Regions from separate parts of the Mus musculus genome. Here region 1 is linked to region 2. Evidence: chromatin loops called from intact Hi-C (ENCODE). Cell type or tissue: gastrocnemius. All regions are shown on one strand. Links, peaks and the distances in the headings refer to the core of each region. The heading gives the core; the rest is flanking DNA. Region 1 holds the start of Snrpa1 (small nuclear ribonucleoprotein polypeptide A'). Region 2 holds the start of Tarsl2 (threonyl-tRNA synthetase-like 2).

What was found. Hi-C counts contacts between places; a loop is a spot of excess contacts. Peaks named below come from ENCODE experiments on the same cell type or tissue, not always from the same donor. Only the 100,000 strongest peaks of a DNase experiment are listed, where the experiment ranks them.
Region 1: it touches region 2 in a loop (5-fold over the local background); 1 of 42 quality-filtered maps calls a loop at or near these places.

What each region holds. Positions count from the first base shown.
Region 1 is chr7:66,056,540-66,063,646 of GRCm38, forward strand. It overlaps Snrpa1 (small nuclear ribonucleoprotein polypeptide A'), which reads left to right and starts at 3,797. Exons shown (of 9, transcript NM_021336.4): 1 at 3,797-4,153; 2 at 5,585-5,732. The coding sequence starts at 4,072. In gastrocnemius, for the core only: no CTCF peak of the experiment used is centred there; a DNase peak (open chromatin) is centred at 3,989; H3K4me3 peaks cover 2,531 bases; H3K27ac peaks cover 1,694 bases.
Region 2 is chr7:65,642,035-65,649,141 of GRCm38, forward strand. Tarsl2 (threonyl-tRNA synthetase-like 2) reads left to right here and starts at 2,864. Exons shown (of 19, transcript NM_172310.2): 1 at 2,864-3,180; 2 at 4,219-4,287; 3 at 5,444-5,634. The coding sequence starts at 2,911. In gastrocnemius, for the core only: a CTCF peak has its summit at 3,157; DNase peaks (open chromatin) are centred at 1,938 and 2,791; H3K4me3 peaks cover 2,291 bases; H3K27ac peaks cover 1,857 bases.

The sequences.
Region 1 (7,107 bases), core at 1,581-5,580, 410 kb after region 2:
AGTCACTCTCATAGACTCCCTAGAGCCTCCCCTGTCCCACATCTCTGGCACATCCTAGAAATGCCCTACCCCACCCCACTCAACCCTGATTTTCCTTCACTCTCCCAGCCCTCTCCCTGGCTCTCCCTACACCTGATTCCCATACCCACCTACCCACCCCCATCCCCCTCCTTATCTCCAAAGAATGTTTTTAGATATAAGATGTAGCTAAGATTTATATTTAAAAACTATAAAGAACAAGAATAACCAAAGATATGAGAAAAAGTGAAGCTTGAGTGTTCTTTTATAAAGCATGTATTATTATTAAGACAGTATGATATTATGCCAGTAAACCCATAGAACAGAATGTCTAGTCCAAAAGCTGAGCTTCATGAGTTTGGACACTTGATTTTGACAAGAGTGGCTTTGAAGAGCTAAATAGAAAGAATGGTCTTCGAATATGGTGGTAACTTAATTTTCAGATGGTGCCTCAGTTAGGGTTTTATTGCTGCGACCACAGCAATTCTTATAAAGGACAACATTTAATTGGGGCTGGCTTATAGTTCCACGGGATTAGTTCATTATCACCATGGCAGAAACATGGCAGCATGCAGGCAACATGGTGCTGGAGAAGGAGCTGAGAGTTCTACATCTTGATTTACAGGCAACAGGAGAGTGTGCCATAGTGGGCATAGCTTGAGCACAGGAGATCATAAAGCCTGGCCCTACAGTGACACATGTCCTCCAACAAGGCTACAAGGAAGTGCCAGGGGCAGGCTTGTTAGAGAGAATAACCTGGAAACTGGTCTTGTTTGGGAGTAACCTAGGAGTAATGCTAGATGCTGACTTGTTAGTTAACTCGAGTTCAACCTTAGGTCAGGCTCTCTAAGATGGAGTCTAAACCCAGGATCTGGTCTCTCGATATCAGTGTTGGGTGAGTGGTGTGGTGGTTTGAAGATGCTTGGCCCAGGGAATGGCACTATTAGGAGGTGCAGCCTTATTGGAGGAAGTGTGTCACTGTGAGGGTGGGTTTTGAGACCCTCTTTCTAGCTGCCTGAAGACAGTCATCTCCTTTTTGCCTTTGGAACAAGATGTAGAACTCTCAGTTCCTCCAGCCCCGCGTCTGCCTGGATGCTGCTGTGCTTCCCTGCCCTGATGATAATGGACTGAACTCCTGAACCTGTAAACCAACCCCAATTAAAGGCTGTTCTTTGTAAGTCACCATGCTCATGGCATCATCTCTTCATACCAATGGAAACCATAACTAAGTCAGAAGCTGATATCAGGGACTTGGGAATTGCTGTGATAGGCCTGACACATTTTTGTTTGGAGGAATGTGGATTTGGGGACTTTGGAAGCAGTGAGTTGCATTAAGTGCTCAGTGAGCCATTCCAGGAGGAATATGGAAGACACTGATACTGAGGGTGTTTTCAACTGTGGAGATTGTTCTTATGCTGTTTTGGTGAAGAATGTTGCTGCTTTTTGCCCTTGTCTGAAGAGTCTACCTGAGGCCAGGGGAAAGAGTAAAGAGGCTAAGTAAGGTAAAGGAAGTCTCAGAAAAGCCCAGCATAGACTTTGTCCTCTGGTTTACTCTCACAAAGAGAGTTTTGATCATGTGTAGCAAGCTTAGAAAGGAAAAATACAAAATATATGGTTCAAGTATATTGAAAACTGGCACCATGTAGGGCAATGGAGCTAAATCCTGTGCTCAAGATCAACAGTTTAAGGGAGTAGTAATTTCAGGGCAAGATCCCATCCCAGCTAAATTTATTGTTTATGTGTTTGCAGTTGAACAACAGATAGTTATGCTATTATGACCAGGTTATTGCTTTCATTTGGATATAAGGAGATGTGACTGTGTGTCAAATTGGCATGGGGTGACACAAGCTTTTGGTCTGGATCTTGAGACATAGTCACCATGAAGAGCTTAGGTCCAGGCATGGTGGTGCACACCTTTAATCCTGGCATTCAGGAGACAGAGCCATGCAGATCTCAGAGTTCAAGGTCAGTCTACAGAGCAAGTTTCAGGACAGCCAAGTATTAGGCAGTGGAGTTGAAAACAGAAAGTTGGTGATGATGTAATAGAGGAAGGGGGCCGTGCTCCTGCCCCAGCAGAACTCCGCAGCTTTACCCATGTGGCTCTGCCTTTAGAGTCCAGAATAGAAGGGACTTCTGGTTGGCCCATGATACTGATTAGCTGGAGCAAAGAAATTAGCAGTGACTAAGAAGAGACCAGCATTACTGGAGTGAAATCTTCTGGGAAGTGTGTTCTGAGAGCCCAAAGAAAATGTGTTCCAGAGATAGTCAAGGTTGTACCTCATGCTGCAGCTGGACTTGGTAATGTATAAGAATCACCCAGGTGATGCTAGTTTTGAAGGCACAAAGGGATTACGAACAGCAGCTGAGGCTTGGCACTGTGAGAGGCCAGGGATGGTCACTGGTGAAGGTGTAGCCTCAGTTGGAGTTGATGGCCCAGGGCTGAAGGGGTCACCACTACATAAACTCACTCCAATAATCCTAGCACATGAAGATGGAGGCAGGAGAGTGAGCTGTTCAAGTTCCTTCTCAGGTCAGTCATTCCATGACTCAGCAGGTAAGAGAGTGTGTACAGCTCTTTCAGAGGACCAGAGTTCAGATCCCAGCAACCACGTGTAACCCCGACTTCAGAGTATCTGGCACCTCTGGCCTTTGTGGGTATCTGCACTCATGTGCCCAAAACCACAGAGATATAACAAATAATTTCTAAAAGTATTTTTAAGAGTGTTTTCTGCTCATGCTGAGGACCAGGGGTTGACTTCTAGCACACATGTCCAAAGGATCACAACGGCCAGCTCCAGGGAATTTTAGGCTGAAGCCTCCCCTGCACCTATACACAGGTGGGCATGTACATTAATTAGTAAGCTATGATTTAAAAAAAATACGCATATGATTTCGTGCATTTAAGGCTTGGCACTGTGAGAGGCCAGGGATGGTCACTAGTGAAGGTGCAGCCTCAGTTGGAGTTGATGGCCTAGGGCTGAAGGGGTCATCACGTATACACAGGTGGGCATGTACATTAATTAGTAAGCTATGATTTAAAAAAATATGCACATGATTTTGTGCATTTAAGCCTTTGGAGACAGAGGCCAAGGCTCTGCAGGTATATTGTATTCACTGTGGGGCACTCATCACATGGCAATTTCTGATATGTGTATTCCCCTGCACTTCGTATGAATTTTTTTGGTGTTGTTTGTTTGCTTGAGATAGAGTTTCTCTGTGTATCCCTGGTTGTTCTGGAACTGGCTCTGTAGGCGAGGATGGCCTCTATCTCCGAGATCCACCTCCTTCTGTCTCCAAACTGCTAGGATTAAAGGCATTCTCCATCACAGCTAGTCAATATGAATATCACTTATGGTTTATTTTATTTGTGTGTGTGTGTGTGTGTTTGCGGTTGCCGGTGTCTGAGGAGGCTAGAAATGGACGGCAAATCCCCTGAGGCTGAAGTTACAAGCAGTTGTCAGGTGTCCAGACGGATATTGGAATGCCAACTCAAGTCCGTTACAAAAGTTGCAAGTGCTCTTAACCTCTAAGCCACCTGACCAGCGCTTTGGTATGAACACCTAAATGTCTACAGGCTACAAGTTCACCCTCAAGCTTTAAGGTGACTGTACCAGGTCAGAAGGGTTCTGTTTTAAGGCAATCCAGCCTACGGGTCCTGCCCCTTACCTGCGGAAGCCCAAGTTAGACATTTAGGAACTTGACTTTCAGGAGACTTCACAGTCTCCGCCCCTTGTTGGGTGGAGAAGGGAGAGTAGTCCCAACTACCCCTCCCTTGAGGTTCACTGACGTGAGACAGAGCATCCCTCGCGTGTTCTTATCTTTTGGATTAAAAAAACTGGAATCTGGGCTCCCCACACTCCCAGGCACGCTCAAGCCCAGAACCCAGAAGCAAAGACACGGGGGCTACGTCTTCGATTGCTTTAGCCTGGCGGTCGAGCTGCGCGGGGATACGATTGGTGCTGTCTGGCGGCGAGGCGCGGTGCACTGTGGGACACGGCACTGGCGGGAGGCGCAGGCTGGTGTCGGAGGTGAGGGTCCGCGGGCTGCGACAGGATGGTGAAGCTGACGGCGGAGCTGATCGAGCAGGCGGCGCAGTACACAAATGCCGTACGGGACCGTGAACTGGACCTCCGGGGTGAGTTAGACGGAGCGCGGGCTGTGTTCCGGCCCCGGCGCGTGGCTGCGGGAAACCAGCCCCGCCGCGTGCGCAGAGGCTGGAGCCTGGCCCGTGGGCCTCCACCCGGGCTGGGCGCCTCCGATCCACCGTCCCGCAGGGCCCTTTGGGGCTGTTTGTTACCGGCGTTCCGGCTAGCAAACACGGCGCCTCGATTCCTTCCCCGGACCGTACTCACTAGGCATTGCCCCGCTCATCGAGCAGCTTTAACTGTTGGAGGACTAGGAAAATAGAAAACGCTACGGACAGGCCGGCTGCTGGCTGGTGTTTTTTGTTTGTTTGTTTGTTTGTTTGTTTGTTTGTTTTTTAGCAAAAGCGTTAATGTGGCACCTGAGGGTAGGGTGGATATGTACCAGAGTTACCTTAATTGCCCCAATAATTCCGGTTTGGTTTTGTTCATTTGTTTTTGAGACAACGTCTCGTGTATTCCGAGCTGACTTCAAACCGTTATATAGTTAAGGTTTATCTCGAACTTCGGACCCTCTTGCCTCCACTTCCTGGGAGCTGGGTTTAAATGCCTGCACCACGTTTATATGGTGCTTTGGATGAGCCCAGGGTTTCATGTCTGTCAGGAAAGCACTCGCGCTACTGAGCCAGACCCGCAGCCCCGGATAATTTGGTGTTTTCAAGATTGAGCTGTTTGACCGTGGCATAATGGTCACTTCTGTGTGTGGGGTGGCGGAACTCACCTGTTCAGTTCTGACAGAAGTAGCACTTGATTTTTAAAACATAGAACTGAGAGGTAATCGTTAACTATTCAGGAGATGGCTTTGGAAGGGGTTAAGATTATAAGACTGTGACCAGAGGCAATCAAAGTCTCGGGGGCGCTGTGCACTGCCATTTTTGAAAGTTTCTTCCTGCCTATGGGAAATCCTAGTGTTCTTTGTGTTTGTTGAATGAAATTAACTTTCTTGGAGAAAAGTCCGGTTCAGGAGCATCTGGGTCCTTTCACTGTCTTGGCACAGTTTTGATGTCTGCTGTCTCTCTGAAAACCGTGCAGTCTGGAGAATGCTTATTCTGCTACCATATCTTTTATTGCACTCCTTCACAGCTGGGTTGTGTCCTTCCTTATAGTACCTAGCTCAGTGACGAATGTGAATACCTCATAGACGTTCTTAATAAACCATGGGCACCAATACTAGTAAATATGCCCATCTGTTCTTCCTCTTGCCTTCAGCCTCTTCAGTTTTACTTCAAGCTTTGTAGCACTAAGGCCTCCACTTAACCCTTTCGTCATTTACCTTATTTTTGTTCAGTGCACGGCATGGTGCTAGTGCCTGGTTAATACTTCCCGAATGGGAGCGCTGAGTCAAATTCCATCACATACTCCTGCGATTTTCAGGACTTTTCATTTATATTAATATTTGTTGTATGTATGTTTTCCCTCTACAGGATATAAAATTCCGGTTATTGAGAATCTGGGTGCCACCTTAGACCAGTTTGATGCTATTGATTTTTCTGACAATGAGATCCGGAAACTGGACGGTTTCCCTTTGTTGAGAAGACTGAAAACATTATTAGTGAACAACAACAGAATTTGGTGAGTGACTGCTAGTGAGAATACTTTCTTCCCTTAAGTAAGTGTTCTAATGTACCCTGAAGATAATGGGGTTTTGGTTGTTGTTTTGTTTTGTTTTAATGTATATTAGTTTTTTGCTTGCAGGTACCACACACCCTCCTAGTGCCTCTGGAGGCCAGAGGAGGGCCTTGGCTTCTCTGGAGCTAGGTTTACAGATAGTCCTGAGCTGCTCCAGCTGTAGGAATAGAATCTGGGTCCTCTGGAAGATCAGCCAGGGCTCTAAGTTGCTGAGCCACCACTCCAGCCTGCCCATGTGTCTTAAAGGGAGAAATGAATAGAGCCCTTTTCCTAAGAGGTTGGAGATTAACTTGGGCATTGGCCTGACCTTACTTGCTACTCTTCAGAAATCTTTAATATTCGTAACTGACATTAAACTTTGAATTTGAAGCATTGTGCTATGTCAACAAATCAGATTTTAGAGTAGTCATCAATAGCATCATAATTAAAAAGATTTATAAAGGCCATGTGTAGTGGTATCTGCCTTTAATCCTAACACTCTGGAGTCTGAGGCAGGCTGATCTCTGAGTTCAAGGACAGCCTTGTTGACAGCAAATTCCAGCCAGGGCTACATAGTGAGACCCTGTCACAGTAAAAATCTTTTTATGAAATAAAGTTACTTTTCACTGAGTACCTATACCTCATCCACTATGCTGGTTTTGGTTTTTGTAGTTGGTTTCTACAATATAATTCTGTGAAATTAAGATCATATTTGTTTGTATGAGTGGGGTTTCTCTGTGAGCCCTGGCTGTCCTGGAACTCACTCTGTAGACCAGGCTGGCCTCAAACTCAGAGATCTGCCTCCCTTTGCCTTCTGAGTGCTAGGATCAAAGGCGTGCACTACCACCACCCTGATGGCAAAGCTTTCATTAAGAAAAGGACCATTGGCTGGAGATAGGACTCTAGTTAACAGCACTGGCTGCTGCTTTTCCAAGACCAGCGTGGCAGCTTGAAACTCTAGTTCCAGGGAATTCAAGGCCCTTTTCTGACTTCCACAGGAGCCAAGCACGTAGTTGCTATGCGGCATAAGTGCATACACCCATACACATAAAAGCACTGAGTAGTGTTTTTAGGGAGAAGCCACTTTCATGATTAAACATTTTCTCTGATGAATGTCTTACCCCAGTTCTCTAAATCCAAAATTATTGGGTTTTGAGTTTTCTGAACAAGAAATTGTAAATTGGCTAAGTAGTTTTTTCCTACCCCGGAGTCTCACCTTCCCTTGGGTTGCACTAGACTACTCGGCAGTGAAAAGCTCAGAAGGCATGGGTTTCTGAGGTCATCCCATCCCTGTCACTGACCCTGTGCCTCAGACAAGACTCCCTCTTGGGTACTTTCC
Region 2 (7,107 bases), core at 1,416-5,415:
GCCATGTATACAGTAGACCCTCCATTTCTATTCATTCTGTTTCTGTAGGTTCAATGGACCATAGACTGAAAGTATTTAGGAAGAATCACAGCTATACAGCATGTAGTCTTCTCTTCCCACTCCTTCCTACACATCATTACAGTGGACACAGCATCTACACTGTACATCATTAGAGATGATGTAAGGAAGACAGGATGGTGCAGCCAAGTTAAATGCAAGAATTTGGACATGTTATGTAAAGGACTGAAGCACTTATGGGATATCTTTGGGAAATAACTCTTTCCCATTAACCAATTACCTGTGGATATTGGGGGAAAACTACATGCAGTTTTCTTTGATATTGTCATTGGTTTATCTTGCCGGCCCTTTTCTAGAGTTTTTAATCGATAGCTTTCATTCTTTTGTTTTTATCATTGTAAATGTTAGTTCTTATATGTTCTCAGATTCATGCGCTCCTAACGTTTGTAGTATTTTATTCTTCTCATTTAAAATTCTGTACCTCTGCTCCCTCTTGTGGCACTATGGTGTGTGTGCATGTGTGCAGATGTGTGTTGTGTGTGCATGTGTATGTACATGTGTATGTGTGTGTTCATGTGTGTGTGCATGTGTGTGCATGTGTGCAGATATGTGTTGTGTGTGCATGTGTGTATGCATGTATGTGTGCAAGTGTGTGTACGTGTGTGTGCATGTGTGCAGATGTGTGTTGTGCCTGCCTGTGAGTGTGCAGATGCATCTTCCTATGTGTGCATTTGCATGGGGAGGTCAAAGGACAGCCTGGAGTATTATTCCCCAGGAACCCACTACCTTGTAATAAAGCCTTTCACTAAAACCTGGACTCTTCGTTTAGGATAAGCTGGCTGGCCAGCAAGCCCCCAGGGATACACCTGTGTCTATCCATCAGTGCTGGATATCACTTTCTGGTCCTCATGCTTGTAAGGTAAGCACTTCACCACTGAGCTATCCTAGCCTCTCTGTTTCTCTCTTCCCCTTTCTTCTTCCCTTCTGCTTTCTTTCTAGTTTTTTTTTTATCTTGCTATGTAGCCCAGACTAGCTTTAAGCTGATGGCTACCCCCATCCACCACTACCACTGCTTCCACCTCCAGGAGTGCTGTACAGATGTACACCACTGCACCCAGCTGTGCCTCTTCTTCCCACAGAAGAGGTCTTCAATTTCCACATGGAAGACAATGGCATCTCTTGCTGGGAGTGATCTGTGAATCTGATTAACTCCTCAGCTCCTTCCACCTATTCCCCAGAGTTACATTTATCCACCTGTCTGTCCACCTTGCTCACATTACCCAGACTCCATTTCTCAGAGTAATTTCTCACCCTTGAACTATCCCACCCCAAGATAAACCCTATTTTGGAACTCTTATTGCCTCCATTACCTAGATTACATCATGAGACATGTTTGACTAAATGCTACCCTCTGTGCCTTAGTTTCTGCATTATACATGGGTATAATGGTATCATCTCTTTTAATGAAGATTTAAGAAGTGACTATTTCCAAATCGCTTCGTTCATGTCTTGGCACATTCTAGGAACTTAAGAACAGTAAAAGCCAACTTTTGTTCTTGCCACAGGAAGCTTCTTGCTCATGGTTATAAGAGAAACAAAGTCATGTGTGAACTTATTACTGGAGTCTTTAGAGTCAAAGCCTGGCTTCTGGAAGTTTCAACGACATAAGCTCAGCTAACCCTCTGAAACATGCCAATTAAAATGACAGTTAACAATAAAAAGCAGAGAAAGGAGATTTATTCATTGTGGTTACAGTGGGAAGATGAACAGCTACAGGGGTTCAGCCACCTACCCCAAGCCCGTCATTGGGGTGCTAATATGAGGTTTAAGTTTAAGTAGAGGCCAGTGGTGGAGGTGTGGCTCCATCATCGGCTTAGTTCCAGTCTGTCCAGCAATTCCTAGGGCAACTCCTCCCCCAGGGGGCAGCAGGGCTTCAGCCCTTTCCTGCTCCAGGATGAGAGCTTAATTCTTTGCGGACCACTGTTTCCAAAGTCCGATAGCACAAATGTTTCTACTTAAAATAATCTTAAGACAGTTATAAACAGCATTTGCTCTAGACTCAAATAGTGAACAATGTTGTGCTGGCCAGGCTGAAGTTTTTGTAGTGCTCTTCTGTGTGTCCTTGCCAAGTGCCACTGTATTTGCACAGCCTTGGCATGAAGGTCTATTTTCAATGGCCGCTTTTCAGAACCTGTTTGCACAGTGTGGTGACTGCAAGAATTTAAGAGGGGAATGAAAGAAATCCATCAGGCTTTGCTAACGGTTTGGACAATCTGGTCAAGAGACGCACCTCCTCTGGGCTTCAATATCTCAAACTCCAGTTTCATTAGACTGAACACACTTCCAGTAGCACCTGGACATGCCTCCAAACGCTAAAGATGCCCATCCGGTGGTCCCACTCCTGCTGCCTAGGTCCAGAGCGTAGTTCTCAATCCTGCAGTGCACCCAACATTGGCCGTGTTCCTGCCCGTGCTCCCTGCCACACTCCCCTGCCCATTTTCCTTGTTTTATGAAGCATTGCTCAGCCGTCTCATCTTCCCCAGCGATGATGCCGCGCTGTCTCATCGCTTCTCCTCTGAAATGATGCCTACCCTTGCCCCTCCCATCACTCCTGCCCCGCCCTTCATTATCCTATAGCCCGCCCCTCTTCTTTGCCCATCGCCTGGCCTCTGCACAGTTGCCCCGATATGGCCCCGCCTCTTGCCCGTGCATCGCTCCGCCCCATGCAGGGATACCCAGCTCCAGCCCCGCCCCTCTTCCTCCATCGCCCCGCCCCATATAGTGATGCACCCCCACTTCACCCCGCCTCCCGAAGTCCTTCAGCTCCGCCCCGCCCCGTCTCCTTGTCACTCTGGCTGGGCTGGCGGGCTCAGGTGGCACAGGGAAGCTACCATGGCGGCCCAGGCCCTGGCGGCTCAGGCGGTGGCCTCGCGCCTGCAGCGGCAGGAGGAGGACATCCGCTGGCTGTGCGCGGAGGTGCAGCGCCTGAGGGACGAGCAGCTGCGCGGGCCCGAGCGGGGCCAAGCCGAGGGCCCGCGCCTGACACGCGAGGTGGCACAGCTCCAGGCGGAGAACCGCGACCTGCACCAGCGCCTGTGTGGCCTGCGGCTGCGCCTGGCGGAGCAGCGCCGCACCGAGGCCGGGCGAGCGGCGGCGCACGAGGTAACCGGCGGCCCAGGAGTACGCACTCAGCGGGTTCCAATTCTGCACCCGGGTGCGGACAGGGCTGCAGGGTGTGTCCCCGCCCGCGCCCTGCCCACTGCCCACGGCCTGGGGAACCGCTAGGTTTCCACCAACCTCCTAACTGACCAGCTGGTATAATTTCTCAGCTCTTCATTGGACAGACTGCAAACAACATTTTTTCCCTCCAGTAGCAGATCAAACTGAGGTGCATGCCTCTAATCCAGAACTCTGGAGGCTGAGGCAGGAGGATGGCTGAGAATTTAAGGCCCGCCTGGAGTAAATATTGAGAATCAGGTCGGCCAGGGCAATATGAGAAGACGCTGTCTCAAATAAAAACTTTTTAAAAGGCCGCTTCAGTGTTTAAGAGTCACAGTATCCTTGGAGAAGAGGACCTAACAGTTTCTATTCTCTCTGCTGGCTGGTTCTGTGCTATCTGAAGACAGGTTATTTTTACTGTCTTATTTTGGTGGTTTGCTTTGAGGCCTATATGTGATCTGTATATTTAACAGAAGTATTTGATTACAGTATTTTCATGTTTTAGAAGATTATTAAGTAACAAATTAGAAGAATTTTTTTTCTAAGTTCTAAAGGCTTTCTAAAACTGAGGGGTTTTTGGTTTTTGTTTTGTTTGTTTGTTTTGTTTTTGCTCTGGCAACATCTAATGAAATAGTGCAATGAATAAGAGTCTGGTGGCAGCCACAATTTCCAGTGACATTATTTGTTTAAAGTTTAGGGAAGAGTGACAGAGAGACACAGAGACTGTGTGTGTTGCAGGCTATGGGACCCATGGCCTTGTGAATACTGGGCAGTGCTCTATTACTGAGCTACACCCCCAGTTTTAATGTGCTCGGACAGATAGGGCTGAACTCTGAAACCAGATCCCTGAGGGTTATAAGTAGATCCTGGTTCCCACAGCCCAGCCGGGACTCTCCAACCATGGGCCCTGCCGTGAGCTCTCTGGGTTTCCTCCTTCCCCGGGTTTCTCATGTACTGCTCTTGCCTCCCATTATCTTTCAGCCTCCTACCCAAAACCAAGAGAAGGACACAAAGAAGAAGAGGCTGAAGCAGAGTGAGCCTGGCCGGGAGGTAAGTCGCTGCTGTAGAAATGGAATGTTCACTAGTAATCCTGGGTCTGCGGGACGTAGGGTAAGGACATAGTTACTGGTGAAATTGTCTGGACCACACCAGTAACCTCTTAGAGTCAAGTTAGCCACTGGCTCAAGGGCTCTCTACTCTTTTCCTTCTTTCTTTTCTCTTTCTTTTGTTTTAGTTTTTTCTTTTTTTGTTTGTTTGTTTTTTGTTTTTTCTTGAAACAGGCCTTCTCTGTCCCTCTTACCTAAGGTCTTTGAATACTATACCCATGGACATTTCTCTCTCCCACTATTTACAGTGTATCTATGCAATGTTACATGGTGTAGCAAGGCTTTGGCTGTCCTGACACTCTCTCTGTCAACCAGGATGGCCTCAGAGTCACAGAGATCTACCTGCCTTTGCCTCCCAAGGGCTGGGATTAAAGGGTGGGCCACCACCACCCACTTTCTCCACGTTTTTTAAAGGTGAAATAATAGAGTTCTGACGTCATATTTCCTGCTTCTACCAGCAAGGGTTTATAGAGACCCAGCACTTGTTAGGCCCAAAGGAGGAGTACCTAGCCTCAAAGGTACTACTCTGGCTATAGAGGTCAGACAGACTAAGGACAAACAAGTAGAGGTAGACTGAGATATGGCACAGGCAGCCCCCAATGTGCACATACATGTTCTTCACTTGTGGATTTTAAAATCTGAAAACACTTGGGGAAAAATGCCCTGTACTGACTGACTTTTTTGATCATCATTCCCCCCAAACAGTACAGTATAACAGCTATTTTCCGAGCATTGCATTTTGCTTTTTATTAATCTAGAGATGACTTAAAGCATATGGGAGGATGTGAGAAGATGTGCTAAAACTGTGTGACTTTATTAAGGACCTGAGCATCCACGGGGCTCTAGGAATCCAGTTCTCGGGATACCAAGGGTTGTCTATTAAGAAGTGCTACACTGTATATATAATATTGCATAAATATACAGTCAGTGGTGGGAGAGGGATACGTCCATGAGTGTAGTATTCAGAGACACTAGGTAAGAGGGGAAGGGCTGCTGGAGGGGACATCAAGAGAGGGGGAGCATGCGGAGAGGTGAAGTAGGACCCGCTGAGCCAATAGCTCCGTGGGCTGAGTCCTTAACGGTATGCTAATGACTTTCAGGTGAAGCAACCGAATTTTATAAAAGAGAGATTGCAGCTTTTTGAAACATTGAAGACAGATCATCAACTGTTACCTGCTACTCAGGAAAAGAAGAACACAAACAACGTGATTTCAGTGAGGGTGGCTGGTGGGAAGACAGTGCAAGGAGAAAGGTGGAAAACAACACCTTATCAAGTGGCCGCTGGAATTAGGTAAGGCCCGCCCCCTTGCCGACGCCCCGCCCCCGCCAGACGCATGCGCACAAGCATACATACCTGCCCACAGACTCCTTGTTCGTCTATTTTCCTCCCTACCTGTTTGTTTGAAGCACATATACTCCAGCATTAAGTAATTGTGCCAGAGCCCGTTGAAAGGTTTTATTGACACTAAAATATTTTTTCCCTTATTCAGCTGAGTTAAATATAATGACTATTTTCCCCTGACTCCTAAGAAGACAACATTAATTGTATACGGGATCATGATCCCTTCCTAGTTAAAAAGTCCGAATTTTAAAGTTCTAATAAAAATACGTACTAGAGAAAAGAAATCTGTACCCTTTACAGTACTTTATTCATACACTAAGTAATTTCCATACACTAAGTAATTTCCATGCATTTTACAGTTTTTCAAATTGAAAATTGAAAATGTAAGATGACACTGTTATCTGTCATGGTACCTGTCTTTCTTAGGAAATAGAGGCATTAATGAAGTCTTGCTTAGAGGCAGTTTCTTCTTGTCTTATATGCTTTCTGTTGCTGTAATAAGCGTGATTACCAAAAGCCACTTGGGGAGGGAAGGGTTTATCTGGCTTACAGGTTAGGATCCATTGTGAAGGGAAGCCAAGGCAGGAACTCAAGGCATGGAACTGGAGACAGAAAGGAAGCCAAAGATTTACTGGAACCCCTACATCACAAGCCCAGTCTGGAACCCAGAAGACTCACATTTCACAAGGGGCCTACAAACACTGGTCCAAACAAGAATAGCATGACTATGCCAGCCAGTGTTCCCCAAAGGACAAGAATCAAGAAAGCCATGGTTACAGTTGGCCCCAGAGAGCAATCTCTATATAGTTCTTTCCCAGGGGTGAGATCCCTTGGCTACATAACAACAATGTGGTGAAGCACAAAAGAACAATTTTAGGAAGGAATCCAGTGATAGAATAGAGAAAAAGGAAAAAGGTGTGAGGTTCTAAGCATTGAGTATATATTATACTAACAGTGCCAAAAGAAAAAGAATGAAAACCCACGCATAAAGTCAGGTTACAGCTACTGATAAGCCAAGGACTAGCCTTGACTTGAGAGGGGTTCTAAGAGATGGGGTATCGGGGAACAGCAAAACAAACAACCCAAAGTCAAGCCGTGGATCCAAGCTGACGACCTATGTTCTGCTTGAGACAGCTTTACGGATTGGTGTGTCTCTGCGCTCTGCTAGAGACAGCTTTTCAGGCTGATCTCTGTGTTCTGCTTTCTCTGGGGATCTCTCGACAGCTCTCTGTTTTGCTCTCCTTGAGACTGCTTTCTCTTGCTATTCTAAAAATTCTCTGGATAGCTCATCTCTTGCAGATCAAAAGCCCAGATTTTTATTTAAAGATAAATTCTGCCTTTACCCCAGGTTCCTTTTCGATTATCCCATGAATCAGCATCCCTTGACCCCAGCCCACTGATTCTTTCTTTCTTTCTTTTTTT